2 separate regions of the Mus musculus genome follow, and region 1 is linked to region 2. The links are chromatin loops, found by intact Hi-C in ENCODE. Cell type or tissue: heart. All regions are shown on one strand.

Evidence for each region. A loop is a pair of places that touch in the nucleus more often than their neighbours do. Peaks named below come from ENCODE experiments on the same cell type or tissue, not always from the same donor. Only the 100,000 strongest peaks of a DNase experiment are listed, where the experiment ranks them.
Region 1: it touches region 2 in a loop (2.4-fold over the local background); 2 of 42 quality-filtered maps call a loop at or near these places.

Annotation. Positions count from the first base shown.
Region 1 is chr7:16,291,206-16,299,205 of GRCm38, forward strand. No RefSeq gene overlaps it. Among named protein-coding and RNA genes, the nearest start is that of Ccdc9, 8.4 kb to the left of the region's middle. In heart, CTCF peaks have their summits at 3,727 (motif pointing right) and 5,740; DNase peaks (open chromatin) are centred at 3,836, 4,376 and 5,766; H3K4me3 peaks cover 2,595 bases; H3K27ac peaks cover 3,325 bases.
Region 2 is chr7:16,489,789-16,497,788 of GRCm38, forward strand. It overlaps Arhgap35 (Rho GTPase activating protein 35), which reads right to left. Exons shown (of 7, transcript NM_172739.4): 7 at 4,685-8,000. The coding sequence ends at 7,865. Among named protein-coding and RNA genes, the nearest start is that of Npas1, 17 kb to the left of the region's middle. In heart, CTCF peaks have their summits at 354 and 3,809 (motif pointing left); a DNase peak (open chromatin) is centred at 353.

The DNA of each region.
Region 1 (8,000 bases), 200 kb before region 2:
TTTTATTTTAGTTGACACATAACTGTGTAATATTTTGATACATATAAAAAATGTGCAATGATCAGATCCCAGGAACTGACATAGTCTCCCTCACCTGAAACACTTGTTTCTCTTTTGTTTTGTTCTGTTTTGGTTTGGTTTTGGTTTTTGATACAGGGTTTCTCGATGTAGCCCCTGGCTGTCCTGGAACACACTCTGTAGACAGGCTGGCCTTGAGCTTGAAGATTCACATGCCTCCGCCTCTGGAGTGCTGGGACTAAAGGCATGTGCCACAGTCACCTGGCTACATTTATCATTTCTTTCTTTAAAAAAAAAAAAAAAGATTTATTTATTATTATATCTAAGTACACTGTAGCTGTCTTCAGATGCACCTGAAGAGGGCGTCAGATCTCATTACAGATGGTTGTGAGCCACCATGTGGTTGCTGGGATTTGAACTCAGGACCTTCGGAAGAGCAGTCAGTGCTTTTAACCACTGAGCCATCTCTGCAGCCCCCCCTTTTTCCCCCCAAGATTTATTTATTTATTTATTTATTTATTACATGTAATGTACACTGTAGCTGTCTTCAGACACTCCAAAAGAGGGAGTCAGGTTTCATTACAGGTGGTTGTGAGCCACCATGGAAAAGCAGTCGGGTGCTCTTACCCACTGAGCCATCTCAGCCCTTTGTATAGCCCTGGCTGTCCTGGAACTCACTTTGTAGACCAGGTTGGCCTCTAACTCAGAAATCCGCCTGCCTCTGCCTCCTGAGTGCTGGGATTAAAGGCGTGTGCCACCATGCCCGGCTTTTATCATTTCTTTTTTTTTTTTTTTTTTAAAGATTTTATTTATTTATTATATGTAAGTAAGTACACTGTAGCTGTTTTCAGACACACCAGAAGAGGGCGTCAGATCTCGTTACGGATGGTTGTGAGCCACCATGTGGTTGCTGGGATTTGAACTCTGGACCTTTGGAAGAGCAGTCGGGTGCTCTTACTCACTGAGCCATCTCACCAGCCCCCTTATCATTTCTTTATGTCAAGAATATTCACCTTTTTCTCATTTAAGTATCTGAAATATGCAATGTTTTTATTAGCCACACATGTTTTGCAGTAAACAATCTGTAAGTTTGCTGCAAAGAGCACATAGGCAGGGTGTAGTAGCAAACACCTATAATGCCAACACTGGTGAAGCAGAGGCAGGCAGACTTCTGTGAGTTTGAGGCCAGTCTTTTTAACCCAGAGTGTTCCAGGCCAGCCAGGGCTACATAGTGAGACCCTGTCTCAATAAATAAATGGATAGATACAAATTAAAGGTAAAGCAAACTATAGGTTCTCAATAGGTATGCACCATCATTATTGCTTCCAAACACACAAATTTCTGGATCGTTTATTTGACAGTAAAATGACCTACAGCAGATCCAAGCAGACTTCCTGGAGCCTGGAACTTATACCAAATTTAAAGGCATGGTTGAAAGTTATATATAAAAAGTCAGGGCTGGTGAGATGGCTCAGTGGGTAAGAGCACCCGACTGCTCTTCCGAAGGTCCAGAGTTCAAATCCCTGCAACCACATGGTGGCTCACAACCATCCATAACAAGATCTGACTCCCTCTTCTGGTGTGTCTGAAGACAGCTACAGTGTACTTACATATAATAATAAATAAATCTTTAAAAAAAAAAAAAAGTCAGCCGGGCAGTGGTGGCACACGCCTTTAATCCCAGCACTCAGGAGGCAGAGGCAGGTGGATTTCTGAGTTCGAGGCCAGCCTGGTCTACAGAGTGAGTTCCAGAACAGCCAGGGCTATACAGAGAAACCCTGTCTTGAAAAACAAAAACAAAAACAGAGCAGATCGGGGCAAGGTAGTACTGGGGTCCGAGAAACTGGAGAAGCTGAGGCAAGAGGATTGAAACTTCAAGGTCAGTGTATTAGTTAGGGCTTTACTGCTGTGAACAGACACCATGACCAAGGCAAGTCTTAGAAAAAAAAAAAAAAAAAAAACAACATTTCTCCTAGAACACAGGATTTTGCTCCATTTCACTTCTTGGTATGCCTTTAATACTCCAACCATATATTTTATATTTTTCCTTTCTATGCTTGTTATGCTTGTTCAAATTTCTCTTCATAAGACTTAACCAGAGAACAAAGTCTCTGCTGGGCATTTTTGAAACTTCCTTTGTCAATGCAATTAATGCAATTAGTCCAAGTCTCTTCACTTTAGCCTCAAGCAGTCTTTTCAGACAAGGGCAAAAAGTAGCCACATTCTTCACCAAAATACCACAAAAACACTCTTTATGCCACATACTGAAATTCTTCTCTTTTGAAATCTCTTAGGCCAACACAGTTTAAACACAGTTCAAATTACTCCATATTCCTACTAGGATGACCCATTAAGCCACATTTAAAGCATTCCACTGCTTTCCAAATCCAAAGTCCCAAAATCCACATTCTTTCAAATAAAAGCATGGTCAGGCCTATCACAGCAATACCCCCACTCCTGGTACCAACTTCTGTTTAGTCAGGGTTCTCTAGAGTCACAGAACTTATGGATAGTCTCTACATAGTAAAGGAGTTTATTGATGACTTACAGTCTGCAGTCCAATTCCCAACAATGGTCAGTAGTAGCTGTGAATGGAAGTACAAGGATCTAGCAGTTGCTCAGTCCCACACGGCAAGCAGGCGATACTGAGTGAGCTCAAAGGCAGCTTAAGAAGAAGACCCTGAAGCCGGGCGAGGTGGCGCAAGCCTTTAATCCCAGCACTTGGGAGGCAGAGGCAGGTGGATTTCTGAGTTCGAGGCCAGCCTGGTCTACAGAGTGAGTGCCAGGACTGCCAGGGCTATACAGAGAAATGCTGTCTCGAAAAAACAAAAACAAAAACAAAAAAAGACCCTGCCAGTAAACAAAAAAGTACAAATAAGCTGAGAATGGGCTGGAGGAATGGCTCCTGGGTTGGGACCTGAGAATTTGGCTCCCACCACCTACAACGAGCAGCTCACTATGGCCTGTAACTCCAACCCCAGGGAATGTAACCCCATCTCCTGGTCATATGCACAGAGACATAGATACACACATTTATTTATTTATTTATTTATTTATTTATTTATTTATTTAGGTTTTTCTTGATGAGACAGGGTTTCTCTGTGTAACCCTGGCTGTCCTGGAACTCACTCTGTAGACCAGGCTGGCCTCGAACTCAGAGATCCACCTGCTTCTGCCTCCCTAGTGCTGGGACAAAGGCATGAACCACCTTTTTTTTTTTTAAGAGCATTTATTATTTTCTGTCTGTGCAATATTTTTCCCTACAATATATACCATGTGTGCAGTGCCGACAGCAGCCAGAAAGGGGCATCAGATACCATAGGACTGGAGTTTAAAATGAAGCCCGCCTTGTGGATCCTGGGACAACAACTCTGAAAGATAAGCCAGAGCTCTTAACCACTGAGCAATCTCTCCAGCCCTTACACACAATTTTTTTTTTTTTAAGTTTTTAATGGGCTGGGGATATAATTAAATGTATAAGAACTTAGGATGTGTGAAGTCCTGAATACATTTGCAAAAGCGCGCGCACACACACATACACAGAAACCCTCAACCATATACACAGTCAATTCAGGGTCCGTAGTTCATCTCAGTGGCCCTGGGTTCGAGCTCCAGAACTGCAGAACCAGGTCTAAGTCCTGGAGTTGCTGTGAGAACTTCAGGTTCCTCTGCGTGGTCTGAGAACCCTGCGCTTTCATCTTTGGCCGTTAGGGGGCAGCAAGCGCACGATGGATTGGCGGCGCAGGACCAGCGCGGGGGCAACTCAGGCAGAGGAAGCTGATGAAATCCTAGCCAACTTGCAGTGAGCTCATCCCGCCCGGGCGCCTCCGGAAGCCACGGGGCGGCCCGGCCTCCGCCTGGCCCGAGCGATAACGCTCTGGTTTGGAACCAGGGCGGGAAGTCCTTCCTGAAGTCTGCCTTGTATGGGGCCTGCTGCCAGAACCCTGGGCCTGAGGGGAGGGTCGAGGACAAAGTGGGTGTTTCTTGCAAAATAAAAAAGAAAGTGAATTCGGAGCCTAGCGGTGGGATGGAGAGAAAGAGAGGTGGGGAGGAAGGAAAGGAGAGACATGAATGAGAAAGACTTTTGTGAGCGACAAAGACAGAAATTGAGGCGGACGTTGGAGAGACAGAAAGCAGGTTCAAGTCAAAACAGATGGAAGAGAGGTGGGACACGAGAGACAATAAAAGGAAGAGACCCCGGCAACAGGAACCAAGCAAGTGGCAAGGATGCTGAGGCAGGACAGGCTATGGGCGCGGTGGGGACCGTAGGGACCAGCCCTGCGGGATGGGGCGCGTCGTGGGCCCGCCCAGCCCCCCAGCCCCGCGGCGGCGCGGGCCAGTTACCAAGTTACCAAATTACCGCAGGATTCCGGAGCTTCTGACTGGCGAGGCTGCAGCCAATCAGAGAGCGGCGCAGCTGTTCTCGGGCAGGAGGCCTGGAGACACGCGCACCTTCCCACACCCAGGAAGCCGCTGACACAGGCCCGGTGGCGCGCGCCACCACTGTCCCGCGGACACGCGGAGTTCTTCTACACGGCAACACACACACGGAGACCGTCCCACACCCACATGTACGCACATTCATACACACGCATGCACCCTTATCTGCATTCGCATACAGAAACACATTCACACACGTGTACACACAGCACAGATATACACAAATATTCACACATATGCACAAATGTTCACACATATACACGCATATAAACTTACATGTGCACACACATATACCTATGCACACGCATATACACATGTATATGTATACATGCACACCATAGATGAATATATACACAAACATACATAGACCCACTAACATACACACACACACACACACACAGGCACTCACACACACGCACACACACACACACACCTAGAGGCATACACAATCCCAAGACACAGACACACACAGCCCCGGGAAGCACTACACATCTTTTTGAAGTCAGTAAAGCAATGCACAGTTCACACATACCACTACACTGACACACAATGGCCTTGTCACAAGTGACAGTGGCACAACCATAAGCCCACACACACACTTCACAACCACACTCGAGGGAGATTTATAATCAGCATAATGTCACTGATGTGTGCACAGTCCCAGGGACAGGCAACCCAATCTTCAGACACAACCACAGTGACATACTCACAATGACACATGGCATTGTATAGATAATGTGTATGCTTGGTGGCAGTGTGGGGCATGTAAACACACCCATTACTATGATATGCACACAGTACTACTGGTGCTTGGCGTGGCAGACACCATCAGAGAGACACACTGACATCAGTACAGAAATACAACACATCCACACACACCTCCATGGCTGTGACACAATCCCAGTGTCACACAAATAACCCCACACAGGAGCCATAGCATTGACACATGCCAGCCTACTGCTTATATCTGCACACTTTTCACAGAAAAGCATCCCAAGGACTCTTATAATAGCCCAAGGACTCAACTATTTGTTGCAACAGCCTGACACGCACATATCACCATACTTAGCGTGCTGACAGGGACCATCACACTGACACACTAGCCCCCTGACACGATCACTTTCATAGAACAACTCCCTAACACTCTGGCCACACGCCTAGAGGAAATTGTCACTCATATAAACACACATATCATTCCTGCTCTGGTCCATGGAAGCTAAGTGCACGTGGGATGCTGGGGGGAGGGATGCAGGGAGGACTTGTGTTTGTGTATTTGGGTGCAGTTCCTCCCCCTTCCTGCACTTCCTGGGGGCGGGGCCAAGCGGCTGCCGCTGTTACCGGGTAAACTTCCCCGCCTCCCCCTCGTGCGGCCATTAGTCACCCCCCCCAGGATGATGTCATCGCCTCATTCTGGAGGCTGAGTAATCCTAGTCTCCGCCCCCTCCCCCCCAGGTACCAGGGAAGGGGCGGGCCGCACCTGAGCTCCGCCGAGGACTAGAGCTGGGGTCTGGAGCTGAAGGCTCGGCGCCTTCGATGTCCCTGGGGTGGGGACTAAGGAATCTGGGCCTCTCTAAAGTGACTTAAGAGTGCGTATCAGTGTCCCCGGAGACTGGGGGCTTCCAGCCCTGGATCGGTGGTAGCAGACTTCTGGATCTTTTAGGCTTGAGGTCTTTTTGTTAATGCTCACTTGCTGCTTTGTGTTTGGTGTTGGGTTTGTTTGTTTGTTTGCAGTGCTGGGGATGCAGCCTAGAGCCTCACCCACACTTAGGCTAGGAATCCTTCACTGAGCAACATCCACACTATTTTTTAATTTTTTTTTTTTTTTTAACTTTTAGACAGTTACCCCCTAAGGACAGAACTGTCACTAAATCACCCAGGCTGGCCTTGAAGTTACTCTGAAGTCCATACACACATAAACCATAAATTTTCTATTCTCCTGCCTCAGCTTTTCAAGTAGCTGGGAATGAATACAGACATGTATAACTGGGCTCTGCTTGCTTGTGTTTTTATGAAAACAGGCTCTCACTCTGCAGCCCAGTCCAACCTGGAACTCTTGGCAATCCTCCTGCCTCACCCTCCTGGGTGTTACAGGCATGAATCCCCTTATCTACTCAGTCCTAAAGTATGAAGCACCCCCCAGGTGCTCCCCACATTCATGCTAAGGGCTTGATCCGTTCTCTCTGACTGAGGCCTGGGATAGATTGAGTGCTAAGGAGGACACAATAAATGCAATGTCAGGTTCCCCTTGGTTCTGGGAGATCACCAAGCTGTACCCCGGGGAACAAGTGCTTACAGGAGAGAAAAGAGTACAGGTCTGTGCCTCAAGGATGGGCATGTGACCACATGGATGAACCAGACACCTGAAGTCTAATGACTTATGGGGGTGGGAGGGGGACATGTCTATCAGCACCAATATGCTGAATGAGGCTGGGAGTTCCCCCAAGACATCGGAGGGTCTGTTTCCCAAGAACCCCAGTTCCTATGTCCTGTGCGGTGAGATGTGGGTCTTCATTTTCAAAAGACCATTCAGACATGCCTGCCTGCCTGACCTTTCACGAATATACGGACCCAGTTTGGTTTGTTTCGTTTTAAATAAGGTCTCATATAATTCAAGCTGGCCTCAAAAACATACTGTATAGCCAGAGGTAACCTTGAACTCATGACTGTCCTGCCTCTACCTCCCGATTTTTGGTATGACAGGTATGGACCACTCTACCCAGCTTTATAGAGTGCTGTGGGTGGAGCTCAGACTCACAAACAGCTGGCAAAGCCGGGCATGGTGGCGCACGCCTTTAATCCCAGCACTCCGGAGGCAGAGGCAGGCGGATTTCTGAGTTCGAGGCCAGCCTGGTCTACAGAGTGAGTTCCAGAACAGCCAGGGCTACACAGAGAAACCCTGTCTCGAAAAACCAATCAACCAACCAACAAACAAACACCTGGCAAGCCCTCTGTGAACTGAGCCTCATCCCCAGTCTGGCTCCCTTTGGAAGGGGACTCCAGACCTTGTCTCTTGGGGCTAGTAGTCCCTGTGGAGAAGGGATTGTATACTTATTTACTTATTTTGTAGCTCAGGTTATCCTTGAACTTCCTACAAAGCCCATGCTGGTCTTGAATCTCTGGTCCTCCTGCCTCCACCGTCCAAGTACTGGGACACTGGTGTGCACCATCATTTCTGGCTCATGGCCTTGACTTTTTTTTTTTTTTTTTTTTTTTTTCTCCTTGTGTTGTTTTAGGTTTTGAGAAGGGTTCTCAAAATGCAAGTCTGGCTGGCCTAAAAACTTACTATGTACCCAGAGATAACCTTGAACTCATGACCCTCCTGCCTCTACCTCCCTCTCTCTGCACAGACCGTGCTGGCGTGGAACTTAACAGAGATCCTCTTGTCACTGCTTTTGCCTCCCAAGGGTTGAAATGAAGGCATGAGGTACCATGCCTGGTGATGTCCTTGTTTTTATGACTCCAGAAGTCCATTGTGTGTGTTGGGGGGAGGGTGTCGCCGCCGTTCTATTTTTGAGAAAGTTTTGCTATGTGGCACAGGAAGG
Region 2 (8,000 bases):
ACTAGGGAAAGAACAGGGTGGGAGATAGCCTGAAAGGCCACGGAATCCCTCATCCCTTCCCCAGCCTTCTCTCTTTCGGAGTTTGGGTCTCCCTATGTAGCCCTGACTGGCCAGGAACTCGGTATATTCCAAGCTGCTCTCATACTCACAGATATCCTTCCATGCTGAGATAAAGGGCGAATGCCACCAAGTCTGTTAGACTCATGTGGTATTTCTAAGCTATCACTGGTGGGATTGGCTGGCAACTTGGCGCTGGGTATGGCAGAAACAGGAGGGGTGGGGAGGGGGAGCTGGTGAAAACTTGCAAGACTTGAAAACTTGCTGGGTAGTGGAGCTGAAGTTCTGTCTGGGATTGCCAGGGGGCACCCAATGGTCAGAGGACTGCTAAGGGGCTTGTTTGTGCCACGCGTGGTATACCAGGCAAGCTAGCCCCTGAGCTTCGTGGCGATTCCGTCTCTGCCTCGATTCTCAAAGTAGGATTGCTGGATTAGAGATGTGTGGCCATTGCATTTGGCTTTGTGCATGAGCTCTGTGCATGGCAAACACTGCCGGGATTAGATGTTCTCTACTTGTATTCGGTGCTGAGGCTCAACCCCAGGGCTTCCTGCACACCAGCAAGCTCTCTAGCATCCAAGTGACACACCAGCCCTTACACTTACAATTATTTCTTGTTTTCAGACAGGATCTCACCATGTAACCTTGGCCGGCCTTGATAGAGATCTACCTGCCTCTGCCTCTCGGAATTGCAGTTGTAGGTTACCACAGTCGAATTTATTGATAGGTTTATTTGCTTGTTTGTTTTTGAGACAGGGTTTTCTTTGTGTAGCCTTGGCTGTCCTAGATCTGACTATGTAAACTAGGCTGGCCTCGAATTCAGAGATCTGTCTGCCTCTGCCTCCGGAGTGCTAGAATTAAATGTATGTGCCACCACTGCCCAACGAATTTATTAATTTTTATAAATCTACTATCTAATAAAAAATGAAAAAAAAAAAGAGTTACAAATTTTGTGAGCCACCATGTGGGTGCTAAGAATCCAACCTGGGTCCTCTAGAAGAGCAGCCAGTTTTCTATACTGCTGAATCACATTTGCAGATTCAAGGATTATTTTTATTTTTATTTTATTTTTTTGATTTATTTATTTATTATATGTAAGTACACTGTAGCTGTTTTCAGACACTCCAGAAGAGGGAGTGCCAGATCTCATTACAGATGGTTGTGAACCACCATGTGGTTGCTGGGATTTGAACTCTGGACCTTCAGAAGAGCAGTCGGGTGCTCTTACCCACTGAGCCATCTCACCAGCCCATTTTTATTTTTTTTAATTTATGTATTAAACTTTATGGTATGTGCAATGCCTTTGGAGGCCAGAAGGCAGCATGAGATCCCCTGTAGGTGAAGTGAGGTCACAACATGGGTGCTGGGAACCTCTCAGGACCTCTGGAAAACCAGCAAGTACTTCTTTACCTCTAAGCCGTCTTTCCAGCCCTTATTAGTTATTTGCTTATTGTGTGTAGAGATCAGACAGAGTCCATTCTCATCTCCTATGTAGGTCCTATGGATTGAATTCAGGTTATCAGTCTTTGTTGCAATTTTTCAAAATTATCTTACTTTTATATACTTTTTCTGCATTTAAGTTTTGGGGCTTGGTGCTCACGGAGGCCAGAAGAGGACATCAGATCCCCTGGAACTGGAATTACAGATGGTTGAGAGACCCTATGTGGGTGCTGGTGATCGAACCCAGGTCCTTCACAAGAACAGCCTTCCAGCCCCATGTTGCCTTTCCCCTCTTGAGACAAGGTCTTGTGTAACTTAAGCCAGTCTTAACAACTTAGGCTCCCCAGTGTCAAGATTACAGATGTCTGGCACCCCGCACTGCACCTGGCCTGAATTAAGTTCTTAGTTTATAAAGCTCAGTGGGGCTTGTTCCCTCACCTCTGTAACAGTGGCAGAATAAATGAATGGACTTGGTAGATGAGGTTGGTGGATGAATTAACCAACTGAGAATGATGTAGTATGCCATGTGAGACACTTTGATTCTAGGGCCCAGTTTTCAGAACAAGTCTCTCCCTAGCCGCTCCCCCACACTCCCCAGCCCTAGGGTGCTTTCTTCCCAATCTCAACTTTTGTATGCAGCAGGGCAGGATGGTGTTCTGCTGACCCCTGGTGGCCACATGGAACAAGGCAGTGCATTCTCTCTGCAGGTGTTGTTTTGATGCCAATTCTGGCATGTCCAGCTTTGGTTCTCACAGGTGCACTCAACATTCAACTGACTCTGTTGTCTGGAGTTCTAAGATGTGCCAACCCCCACCTCTCCTTCTCATGTTCACATTCTCGCAGTGTGCTAATCCAACTGACTCAGCGCCCAGGCTAGGATTCACTCAAATCTTTTCTGGCTTGGACTGTCTCTCTCATTATTGATGTTTTTTAGTGATTTTGAGATGAGGTCTCAAAGTGTACCTTAAACTCATAATCCACCTGCCTCAGCTTTTTAAAAACGTGTGCTCATTTTACATGCATTGGTGTTTTGCCTGCCTTCTGTGTGAGGGTGTCAGATCTTGGAGTTACGATTTTGAGCTGCCATATGTGTGGGTGCTGGGAATTGGGCCCAGATCCTCTGGAAGACCAGTGTTCTTAACTGCTGAGCCATCTCTCTGTCCTGCACCCCACCCACCTCAGGTTTTGATTGTGGGGACTATAGGCATGCCTATAGACTATAGGCACACTTGGCTTAATATTTTGTCCCTTTTTGCCCTGAGGACCGAACACATAGCCTTCTGCCTGTGCATGCTAGGCAAACTCTACCACTGATCCACACCCACCTCCCTTTACGTTTTGTGAGATAATCTTGCTAAACCTTTAATTCCTTGGTGGCTCAAGCAGGCCTGAAAAGGGAAATTCTCCTGCCTTAGCCTGAGTAGCTACTATGATTGGCCTGTAACACCAGGTTTGGCTGCCTTTCATGGATTTACTATTAGGTGCATGTACATATAAGTACAGGGATTGATGGAGGACAGAAGCGTTGCAATCAGTAGTTAGCCTGTGTAGGTGCTGGTAACGGAATTCAGATCCCTGCAAGAGCAGTATATGCTGTTAACTGAGTCACTTCCTCAGGGAGAGCTTAAAGAGCGACCCACTGGTCACACAGCTGTGACAGCATCTGATAATTCCACTGAGAAGTGGGCTCTGGGCAGGCAGAGCTGTGCCTGTGGCTGTGCTTCCTGGAGCCCGGCACAGAGCACATGCTCTGGGATTCTGAATTAAATGAGTGGAGACAATCTAATGCCAAGTTAAGTACACTTCAGAGCTTCCTAGTCATGGGGTGGGGAGTAGCCTATCTGCAACCCTATTACCTGGGAAGTTGGAGGCAGGAGAATCAGTTCAAGGCTAGCCTCAGCTACATATTGAGGGCTCCTCCAGACTAAACAATAAAAACAAAAGGACAACTGTGGAGGTCCCAGGGATCAAGTCCTCAGGAATTGGTGGCAAGTACTTTTACCCAACGTGCCACTGCACCAGCCTAGAATCAGGTGACGACATTCTGGCTGGGCATAGGAGAGTCACAGATGTGCCCACTAGAACTCTAGACTCATGTGAGTGGTAGCTTACACCTGTAATCTCAGCACTCAGGAAGCTGATTCAGGATTGTACCAAGTATAGGAACACTCTGGGCTATACATTAGTACCATCTTGGGGTGGAGTTGGCTTAGTGGCTAAAGGTGCATGCTGTTTATATAGAGGACCAGAATTCTCTTCCCAGCTCACAACTAGTAACCCCTGTTCCAGGAGATCCTATGCCCTCTGCTGGCCTCCACAGGCACTGCATTTACCCACAAAAACACATTCATATAAAACTATGTTTCAAAAAACAAACAAAAAACCACAAAAAACTGAATAGGGGATGGAGAGATGGCTCAGAGATTGAGAGCTTGCTGCTTTTGCAGAGGACCCAAGTTCGGTTTATTGGGCGGCTCACAACTGCCTCTAACTCACACATAGGAGGCCAGCCAGGGTTACATGGAGAAACCTGAAGCAAAACAAAACAAAACAAAACTCAGGAGGAGGTGGAGGAGGAGGAGGTAGGTAGGTAGGCTTGAAGTTTGAGGCTGCCTGGAGTTTTTTCCCCATCCATGGTGGTGCTGTGATAGACATCCTGTATGAGGAACTTCTAGGCCCCTGCCATAGGGAAGGAAGGGTCAAGGGAGGTCAGGTTAAGCGTGCATGTGGGGATCCATCAGAATCTCAGCAGGCCTGAGTTACAGTATTCTAGAGCACTGGAATGGAGGCAGAGGAAAGAGCACTTGCCACCATCTGGGATCCAGATGATGGGATGATCCTACTTCACCAAGGTGTTCTTTGATGGGCCTTCGTGATAGCCATGTGCCCACACTCACAACCACTCAAACTTCCTTACACAGATGTTTAAAACCAGCTGTCTCAGCACACCTGGTCCTAGGACTACATGTGTGCACCACAGTTACTCTTTCAGTATTTTCAGGGGTGGTGGAAATGTTTTTGCTGTGGCTTCTTTAGGTGGCTAGCCTTCTCACTTCTTACAACTTTCCAAAGCTTCTGGCCATCTGCAGTTCTCCGACTTCTGTCCTCTCAACACGGCTGCAGAGGATGAGGGGTAGGACTGTCCCCACTTGGCCCCAGGCTGCTGTGGAGACTGCGGCCCTTCATTTCTCTCAGGCCTGTTTTTATTTATGGTTTTTTTTTTTACAAGATTGATTTATTAACTATGATACATATCACATAAGGCCTTTTCTGTCTTTTTTTCTTTTTTAACACCATTCCCATTGAGACAAGTACAATACTTTGTAGCAAATACATAATCTTAAAAAACAAAACCAAACAAAAACACTTCTGTCAGAGATGTCTTGGCTGCCAGGATGGCTGCCCATGCACTAAACAGGCTGGAGCCTCAGAAACCCATGACGTATTTAAAAAAAAAAAAAAAAAAAAAAAAAAGCTTGGAAATGAAGCAGACATTCCTAACAGCAACTAGAGAGGTCCTGGTTTGAGCCCCCATGATACAGGAAATCATCGTTACACTTGCTTTACAGACAGGTTTCCACTTTTGCTGCGAAACATAAGTTTGGGCACACGGCCAGACTACTAACACACTTCAATACCATTAATGTTTCTGTTTGTTTTCAGGAAACTCAAAATATTTGTTAATCCAACACATATAAAGATCATTTAACATAGAAAATACAAGTACCAGAAAAATAAGCTGACAGCAGCACTATTCCAAATTTTCAAACAAGTTTTATTCCCATACAATCCCAAGACTTTTCCTTTGCTTAAAATGTACACAGGGAACATGATTCTTTAATGTGAACAATAACTTATGTCCTGGCTCCACTACTTGGGTGGCTTCATGGTTGGGTAATAGTGCCTCTAGCCTTAGCCTCTCTACAGTGTCCCTGGCTGCTGCAGTCCTAGAGTGACCCAGTCCATCCCCTGCCCTCCCCATGCACACTGGCAGTGGATGTGGAATGGAGAACCACTTTCTTCCACCTGCCATCTGTAGATGACTTTAGGAGATGAGGATTGTAGTTGGCCCACTGCTAAGGCTATGGGTCTGGGGGCAGAGCACAAGGTACCCTGTAGGGTCCTCACTTAGGGGATGCAGGTCTTCAGGGATTCCTCCCACTAGACCAGGGGTACAGACCACAGAAGGGTTCACCCCACCCCTCTGGCCTACAAGTTGCTTTTATGTCATTCCATGTAGTGGTAGAGACAGTGTGAAGGTTCTAAGACCGTCTGCTAGTGCTGCTGTCTGCCTTGGCTGGGGAAAATGGAGAGTGTGGGGTCAGACAGAGCTCCAGACCTTTCCATATCCCTTAAAAGGTAGAGATGAGAAGGTGGGACAGTGCAGACAGAATGCATACTACCCAATGTGAAACACAAAACCCAGCCCGTGGTGATGTTGGGTGGTGACAGGCTATGGTCACCTCCAGGGCTTTCTGGGAAGGGCAGTAGCTGACCTGGCCACCCACTCAAGCCTGATTGTTCTGACTTCTGTGGTTGCCTTGTCATGGGTGGGAAGGACACTCAGAGTGCCTGAAAAGGGAGGTGCACCAGCCTGGTGTCCACAAAGTGAGGCCCAAGCAGGGCTCTACTAATCGCGTGCCTGCCTCTGCCTGCCACCCACTGCCAACATAATAGGCACATGCAGCAGCCTCCCCTGGTTCATAACTGTTCACAGCAGGATGGCTCCACTTCCATCTCTACAAAGGACCAACACAGAAGCTACTGAATGGAAGCCATTCCAATAGCTGAGGCTTGGGGCATGAAGTCAGGGCAGGGGACCAACTGCAACCTTAGCGGACACTACACACATTGTATGTTCCTATTGACTCCAGGCCCACAACATCCAACACAGACCCCCAGGAAGGAAAACATTTATGTGTAACACATTTGTACCTTGGGTTTGGTTTGTCTTGGAGTTTACTTTGCAGGGGGCAGCCTTAGTGTTTGCAAGCACCTTATGTTGCCAAGTATTAGAGATAGGGAGACAGCCAGGACCTGGGCCAGAGGCCAGTCATCCTCCTCTTATCCTACAGAGATAAAGGCAGGGTGGCAGTCCACCTGAGGCCCTTGGGAACACTCCGTGTTATTTCTAAAGTGCAATGGTGCGACCCATGCCCCTCCTATGCTCAGGGTACCTTAGTGTCAGATTTCATGGCCCAGTGCTTAGATTAAAGTGGGGGGCAAAGGCAGGAGCCGACAAGGGTTGCCACATCAGGAGCAGAGTATGGGGAGGCTGCTGGGGAAGTGTCTGGGTTGGGTCACTGTGATGACCTTTGCTTGAGAACAGGTCCCTTCATTCCATAACCAGATGATCATTTCTGGAAGATGCCACATCTGCTCATATCCCAGACACCCTTTCTGGTTGCATTCATAACATGGAATGAAATGACCCCATTTCAACACCAAACATGCCAACCTGAGTGCTGTGTGCACACACCTGTAGTGTTTCTATAGTAGTGTATGTAGTGTGCTGGTTGGCAGGAGGGGTGGGGGCCATGCTAACAATCCTTCCAAGGGCTGTGTTCTTAGGGAGTGGGGGGAGGGGGCTGTGGTTGCAGTTACTGCCCAGGTGTCCTTGCTTTGCTGTCATACATAGACAAAAGGACTTGTTTACCCAGTGGCCACCTGGCAGGTCAGAGTGGAAACTTGAGGTCTGTTTTCTTGCTGTGGTTTCTTTCTGTCTCTGTGGAGGAGCTCCATCTTTCTTCCAGTGTTCCTTTGCTGCAGGGAATGGATCACAAGTCTGGGAAGGGGTTGGAGGAAAGCCACACACTGGGTATAGGCACAAAGCTCTCCTCTTGCTGTGCTGTTGGGCCATGCCAGTGACCCAGTGTGTCCTACGGGGTAGCAGAGCCATAGCCCACATGTTCCCCAGACCCCCGCTGCAGGTGTGTGTAGGTATGGACAAGAAAGGACAAACTGGGAAATGTCCTCTTTAGAGGGGCCAGCCCTGCTTGGGGTTACCTCTGCCCCTGGCAGAGGCTGGGGTGATGTCCCGATGGTGGGGCCTGACGCTGGTGCAGGCAGACAGGTTGGGCCAAGGGGTCCAAGGAGCAGTAGGGGTGATGGGGCCGCTATCTGGTCAGTTCAGTCCTCAGATTGGCCCAGACAAGGCGAGGGCTCACAGCTTGCCACAGCCATAGCCAGGGCAGGTGAAGAGCAGGTGCTCAACTGCCCAGCCATGGGGGACACTGGCTAGTGCCACCACTCAAGTCTTAAAAAGGCGCTTGGCTGTGACTTCCACCCCAGGGGACCTGATTTTGTTCAAGGCCAAATGCCACCCTGTCAAGAAGACGATTGGTTTTCCTGCTTCCTGGGCTGTGGTGGCTCACAGCGTGTGTTCGGCTTGGAGCTGAGAGGACAGCAATGGCTGCATTGGGGACTGAGGGGTTGGAGGAGGTGACTGGGGAGGTGATGGCTGACTGGTAGCAGGTGTAGAGGTGAGGAAGGGAACAGTGGGAGCC